2 separate regions of the Homo sapiens genome follow, and region 2 is linked to region 1. Evidence: chromatin contacts called from ENCODE Hi-C or POLR2A ChIA-PET data. All regions are on one chromosome and are shown on one strand. Each heading gives the region's core, a stretch centred on a gene start or an enhancer-like site at or near the end of the contact. The rest is flanking DNA. Distances are from core to core; before and after follow the strand shown.

Evidence for each region. A loop is a pair of places that touch in the nucleus more often than their neighbours do. ChIA-PET counts read pairs that join two places held with the same protein, here RNA polymerase II (POLR2A). Pooled maps may share reads with other maps.
Region 2: a loop to region 1 is called in a map of CD4-positive, alpha-beta T cell, with 5 times the contacts of the local background. The contact joins the enhancer-like site here to the promoter of FAM24B in region 1. A Hi-C loop is called at or near these places in 3 of 168 maps with a recorded cell type or tissue (CD4-positive, alpha-beta T cell, CD8-positive, alpha-beta T cell and naive thymus-derived CD4-positive, alpha-beta T cell) and 5 of 50 pooled maps. POLR2A ChIA-PET finds 5 or more read pairs at or near these places in 1 of 52 experiments (CD4-positive, alpha-beta T cell).

Annotation. Positions count from the first base shown.
Region 1 is chr10:122,878,165-122,881,654 of GRCh38, reverse strand. It overlaps FAM24B (family with sequence similarity 24 member B), which reads left to right and starts at 2,074. Exons shown (of 4, transcript NM_152644.3): 1 at 2,074-2,170. FAM24B-CUZD1 (FAM24B-CUZD1 readthrough) reads left to right here and starts at 2,014. Exons shown (of 11, transcript NR_037915.1): 1 at 2,014-2,170. It also overlaps the pseudogene C10orf88B.
Region 2 is chr10:123,240,254-123,244,020 of GRCh38, reverse strand. No RefSeq gene overlaps it. Among named protein-coding and RNA genes, the nearest start is that of BUB3, 88 kb to the right of the region's middle. Within about 2 kb of position 2,505, at least 3 of the 41 ENCODE cell types and tissues checked have a DNase peak (open chromatin) inside an H3K27ac peak, as active enhancers do; they include CD4-positive, alpha-beta T cell and CD8-positive, alpha-beta T cell, where a contact is called at or near this core.

The DNA of each region.
Region 1 (3,490 bases), core at 825-3,324:
GCATGAGTGGAGGATGCCAATATTAAGTAATTTTTGTAGAAAATAATTTCGCGTTTACTGAAAATAGAATAAAAATTATTTTTTCACTTATATAAATTATCAGTTTAAACAGCTGCAGTAAAAAAAAATTGTTTCCAGGCCATTACTTAAATCCTGAGATTCAGTTTGCCTGGTAGGGGACAAACAGTTGAGATCCCTTCTCAAGTGACCTGGTCAATAACCCTGTGTCGTGTATTTATTATTTCCAATATGCACAATATGTAAAATAGTTGACGTTTTGATTTATATTAAGGCGCGATTAGTGTAGAATGTTCCTATAAGGGACTAGGGAAAAGATCAAACTATAACACATTGAATATGGACTAAATAGGCTGGTGTGGCACCACCTTGGGCTTGTAGGTTCCTTAAAAAATATGTGATCAAAGTTTCAGACTGACTGTCAAATTAATTTCTGGAAAACAGACCATTGTGAGTTTATGGAGAGAGTCAAGAAGCAGCAATAAGGACTGCACTCTTGCCTGGACACTTTAACTAGTATGACCCTCTCCAGGCTCACCTCTCCTTTATTAGCTCTAAATTTCTGCATTCCTAAAAATGAGGAAGCTGAACTAGATTGCCTAGAAGATGCTTTAATGGTCTAACCTTCTATGCCATAGTAGGTTTTTATCTTCTCTTCTCTAATGTAAACATCAATGTCAGAGAGTCAATCAATATTGCAAAAGGTGAACAGAATAAAGACACCAATTCAGGAGAACACTTTCCCGTGTACAAGTCACACAACTGTCATCCAAGACAGTACAAACATTCTTGCCCCTACTGGTTCCACAGTACTCCTCTCCTAAGTACACTTCCATATTTCTTGCTGAACTTAAAATGCCAATAGAAGCGATTTCTTCACCTCCATCAGGGCCACACCTCAGGTAAAGGAAGCAGGGGTTTTCATCTTGGTTGTTCAATCTTCTCTTCTAAATCACCAGATTCTGGCTGAGAAGAAAACAGGTGAAAACATCACACAGTATAGTTTCTGAACATGGCTCAAAACCCACTTGTTAGGCCATGAGGTTTATTCTAACAAATGCTCAACACAGAATTCATAAGGAAATGGAGGCATCACACATCAGGGCTTCCCCCTCTATTTTTTCCTCAATCATCAACGTTCTACTCAGTCCCCTGCAATTGATTCTCGGATACATTACTGGACACCTACTGTGTGCACAGGAGTAGGAGCAGAACACAATAGAAGACAAAGTGTATCTTTTTCGAAATTAAGTCGACGGCGGTCGTCTATAGCTGGACTTTTTACACAGCCTGTTTTGGTGGAGAGGAGGTGGCTTGTTTGAGGGTAGATGGGCGGACTGACTTTGATAGCAGCCCTGACGACCCGTCACGCCTGACGGGGACGTTTATGAAATTCCAAGTCCTGGTCACCTTCCCCCGCTCATGCCTCGGGGCCTCGGGTACTTCCCGGCCAGACCTACCCCGCCTCCGCCCACCCCGGTCCTCGCCTCCACCTCGCAGCCCCGCTCCCCCGCAGAGACCCGACACCAACTGCTCTCCTGGATCCCGGACTCAGACCCTCACGTTCCCCGAGGAGCGCGGCAGTCGCCGAGCGCAGCGACCCGGTCGCCGGCGGCCCGGCGCACCGTGGCGCAGGTGGCGCCAGAAGCTCCTCCCAGTCGAAGTCGCGGGCGCAGACACGAGCCCGGGTGAGGAGGCTGTGAGTTAGGGCCCCGCCTGCGGCATCCCAGGAAGAGGCAAGCGTGGGGCGGCGGGTGAGGCCCCCGTCCTCGGACCGCGTGTCCACTGCGCCGCCTCCTGCCAGGCCTCTCTTCCAGTGCTTAAGTGTCGGCCAGTGCAGCGCAGAAACGGGCAGGCAGAGCGACTCCCGGCTTACATCATTTCAAATGCCCGCCGCTTCTGGATTTGGTGAGAACCTGCACCAGAGAAACGCATGCGCATAAGCCAACTGGACTCGAGAGGCGTTCAAACTTTGCTCAGGAAGCGCTAAAGAGCGGAGCATGCGCACTGGCAGGCCCTCGCTCAGCCTTTGGAGACCATGCGCAGGCGCGGTGCACTGTGCGCGGGCACCACGGCGGTTTTTCGACGCTGGCGGTGGACGCAGGCAGCATGGACCACGGTTGCTGGGCGGATGGGGAGCGTCTATGGTCAGGTAGGTGTCGTCTCTTCGCTCTACGCGATGTGCAGGACCGACTCCTGACCTCGTTCTTTCCCGAGTGGACGCCAGGGCCTTTTCTGCCTCCACTCCGTCGGGTCTGCAGCATTTGTGGCAGCGAACGCGGCGGAAGCGCTGTCCATTCGGGTTAATTTTACTCCGAACTCTCCCTGCCTCTCTCATACACATTCTCGCGTTAGAGGGGAGTTGAGGTAGATATTGAACGGCGTTAGTGGTGGACGCTGGGCCACACGGGCCTTCCCCAGGTGCCATCTCATTTGATGCTCCCTGATCCTACGGCGTTGCCAGGACTATGCTGGATGCCCTCGTGACAGAAATCAGAAGGTTGAGAAAGATCCCAGGTGTTTGGATGGAGCGGTCGCCTGAGGGAGTTTTCCAGATGCCCCATGGAATAGGAAGTAGATCTTGCCTCTTTCTTCCTTTTGTACTCCAGATGCATTCTAAGTTGTGTACACCAGACTTCCTGTTCTTTATGCCCAGCCCATTGTAGTCATAAGTTAACTTTGATACATGTCATCATAATTGGACAGTCTAAAGGAAAATAGGCTTTTTAGAATTACCTATCTGAAACTTCATGAGCAAGATCAATACTATAAGCTGGATTTTGACTTCCTTAAATAAGGCAGAAAGCCTACAGCATTTTGTCGTCTCCCCTTTCTTTCAATCTCGTATGTTCAGTATTATCACCCAGTCTTGTTTTATTTTTGGTTTTTAAAGAAAAACTTCCCTGTCTTTCTCCATCTCTGCCTCTCTGTTTTGAAATACTAGCTTTCATCGGAACAATTCCAGGAGTTTCTTTACTGGTTGATAGTCATTATCTCCTCACCTGCGTTTCATTTTCTGCACTGCCCTCTAATCTTTTATCAATTGTCCTGATGCTTGATGCTTTCTGACTGAATCACCATCACCATTACTTTTTTTTTTCTTTTGAGATGGAGTTTCAGTCTGTCACCCAGGCTGGAGTACAGTGGTGTGATCTCGGCTCCTGCAACTTCCGCCTCTTGGGTTCAAGCGATTCTCCTGCCTCAGCCTTCTGAGTAGCTGGGACTACAGGCGTGCACCACCAGGCCCAGCTAATTTTTGTATTTTTAGGAGAGACAGGGTTTTGCCATGTTGGCCAGGCTGGTCTCAAACTCCTGGCTTCAAGTGATCCGCCCGCCTCGGCTCCCAAAAGTGCTGGGATTACAAGCGTGAGCCACCGCACCTGGCCACCATTACTTCTTAACAGGCATACAAAGCCCTTTATCCTTGACTTCTGCCTGCCTCCTAGACCCCCCAGCTTTTGTACATGCTTTT
Region 2 (3,767 bases), core at 1,256-3,755, 360 kb before region 1:
GGAGACCCCAGGCCCTGGACTGAGACCACACTGTGGCTGGACTCACCAATGTCCAGGACGATAGCCCAGAGGCTCCTCGTCACCAGGGGAGAAATGTGTGGGAGATCCAGATGAGCACAAAAACAGAAAACCACTCCAAATATGTGCCCTGACAACCCACTTTAGGATGGCTTTGATATGGAAAACAAGAATCTTTCAAGGGACACTCTTCAATAAGTTTTCTCTGTGTCATCATCTGTAAAAGGGAGATCATAATATTTAGCTTATGGACTGTGAGTCATACCCAATGATAAAATGAAATCTTAAATGAGCATAGAGCTTTCCCATATGGAATCCAACCAGGACCAGCATCCTGCTTTCTAGTCTCTGTCCATTCTGAGCACCAAAAATGTGACTGCAGTGGTGAGGGAAGAGCCAGTGTGAAACATTCCCATTATAGCTGCACTGGAGAGAGTCCTTAACTCCAGGATTTATGAAGACAGTGAACTTGCTTGGTTGAGAATTCCTGAATCCTCCTGGTGGGGTAAGAATCTTAGGTAGTGTGCTACACAGTGGATTTACAAGAATTAATATTCCCCAGACAAATGCCCTACAATGAGGTTCCAAGATTACTTTCTAGCTCATTCTGCCCCCCCGAACACTTGGAAACCCTAAGTTAGGTGTGGCTTGTAGAAGGTTCTCTGCTGGGGTCCCTTCTGATTTATTTTCTTCTAGATGCTCGGCAGCCATAAGATCACTTGCCTGCCCCTTCCTTTTAGCACATATTTGTAGATTGAATGTGACTGTAGTCAGCACTCATTCTCCTAGAGCCATGCTAGGAAGCACCCCTACCTCCACTGTCCACTTTCCCTTCTTAAACTAAATCGTGGCTACACTGACAGAGCAGTCCCACGGCTTGGCAGCCCCAAGTGCGTCGTGCAGGGATGTGATCATCAAGCTGCTGGAGAAGCCAATGAATTATTATCCTTGGCATCTGAAGAGTGGCATAAAAGTTGTTTCTGATGCTCACATCCATTTCTTGAGACAATGATATTTTGTTGGCAGTTTTAGGGTCATGCTAAAATAAAAACAGAATCCAAATGAGGAGACCCAGCCATGCCACTGTTAAGAAGAATGAAACTGGAAATTGGAAGCACCAACTACTGTATGATGGGGGACGGTGGCGACTTTTCTTCCAAGATCAGGACTATGCCCTTGGTCCTAGGTCTCAAGAACGAGGTGCCTTTTCCCTAACTCCTGCCCTTCCCCACTTAACCCATAGACCTTTTCCTCACTTCTCCCTTTCCCTAAATCATTACCCTCCAGCTCCACAGGAGAAAGCTCACCGTCGTTTCTGAATGCAAACTCACCAACCAACTTGATGTTTAAATTCAATAGTATTGTTGAATTAGCATTAATTGGTGCTAACTTTTTGGAGGGAAATTTGATAACATCAAACAAAATTTGAAATAAACAAACCTTTCAATTCAGGAATTACACTTCTAGAAATTTATCTCACAAAAAACTTACAAGAGTATACAAAAAAGTTCATTGAAGCATTTGTTGTTATAGCAAAAAAAAAAGAAAAAAGAAATTGTCAACAACCTCAAATATCTATCAATAAAAAAGTAGGTAAAGTACAATGAATTTCCATAGAATCACTATGGAATGTATATGTAGCACACTCACAGCTTAAAATAAGTAAATACATTTTAAAATAGCATCTGTAAACACATCTATGATATGGATGCATGTGCCCACCTGTAATGCACAGAAAAAAATCTCTAAGGTAGAGACCACATTATTCCACTGGTTATCACTGAGGAGTAAGAAAGCTAGGAGTAGGTAAGAGAGCTCATTTTTTACATCACTTCCTGCTGTATTGGTTTATTTTTTACAGTGAGCACACATTCTTTTGGTAACAGGAAATTATCACGAATGTTTCAAAATACAGTTGTGCTGGCTAAGTGTTGCTGTTGCCCGAGCCACAGGATCTGAGGAACAGAACCCAGGGCAGGAAGGAGGTGCCAGGGCAGGAAGGAGGTACAGGCCAGTGCAAGCTCCTCAGACTCCCGGGGTGTAAATGGGGATCATTGTGGTATCCACATCCTAGGGTTTCTGTGCAGATAAAATGAAGTCATGCCTACGAAGCCCCCAGAACAGTGCCTGGCACGCAGTAAGCACATAATGTAATAAGTAGTAGCTGTTATAGCTGGGGCTGTTGGTGGTAACACTGCTGCCCAGAGACAGCCACAGCAGTCATGAGCCTGCATTACAGCAGTCTGTTGTCAAGTCTGGGTCCTGTACTAAACATAAGAAGATCAAAGGTGAAACAAAGTTCATCTCAACATCCCCAGTGCCTGGGACACTGAAGGATACACTAACATTTGATGAACAAATGTATGGACTGTCAGGAAATATGTGTCGATGGTAACTGAACTGGAATAAATTGGTCTCCACCAATAAGCAAACAGGCAGTTCCTATGACGTACCTGTACCCAAGCAGAAAAGCAGAGAGCACAGCCCCACCCTCCAGGTGCAGAGATCAACACATCTGAAAAAAAGCTAATGAGGAGTAAGTGACATACAGAATTACTTAACCACTTCCTCCTCATGGCCCCTTAGCATCTTATATACACCACTATCACAGTTCTTATGGTTCCCAGGAGCTTCTATTTCTTGAGATAGAAACGTTAGACCCTTAGTGAGCACTAGCTATGAAACAGGCCCTGTGCCAAACTGTTCATACACATTAGTTCATTTAATCCTCATAGCAAACCTACCATCATTGTCCCTGCTTTGCAGCTGAAGAAACTGGAACACAGAAAGGTTCAGTAATTTGCCTAAGATCACACAGTAAATGACAGGGCCAGGATTTGAACTTGGAAGAGCATGGTTTCAGAGTCCAGGACCTCCAATATTACATATTATTGTAGCCATTTAGATAGCAAGTGCCTTGGGGGCTGGGTCATGTCTTAGCGACCTTTGTATCATCAGAACCTGGATCAGAACTTGGCATGTAGTAGGTTCTGAATAAATATTTGTTGATTAAACAGGCTCAGGCTATGCTCACCTTTGGCTTAAAATGGAGTCAGTTTTCCCCACTGCCCTGTCCATCTACTGCCCAGAGCACCAGCCTTGGGTTCATGTGAGCAAGCCAGCCTCCCAGGCCCCAAAGCTGCCCTGGTACCCTCCGATATCTCAGCAAGTTTCTCCAAAAACAATTCAGCTCAATAGCCAGCCAGCCCACATTGGTGAGAGATTCTAGGCATAGCTGTCACTGATGAAAAGATTATATTTATGTCTTGAACAAAATCCATTCATTCATTTAAGTACCCAGAGTCCCCCAGAGAGTGTCATGAATCCACCCAACATGCCCTGGCTCTCGACTTTGTGTCTGCATCTTTGATTTAACTGATGGATGTGTAAAATCACAGGTGATACACACAGCCAGACAAATCCCAGGTGGCCCATCCAAAGGACCAAGAGCAAAAGTTATTCCAGTTGAGATCAGTGGAACTTGGATTCACAAAATCCCCCTGGAGATCCTCTCTCTGGCCTTTGATGATGATGATGATGATGATGATGATGATGATGACGCAGAAACATGGGGGCTTCCAAGGCTGTACCTCCTAGGCATCCTGGGGAAAGGAGCCCATCAGAACATCTTCTAGGCAGCTTAGCCCCTGCGCCCGAGGCCAGCACAGTTCCCACATTACACATGTAGTCTTCCCTCCATACTCTGGGACTGCTGCTCACTCACTTAGAAGGTTCTTTCTTCTCTCCTC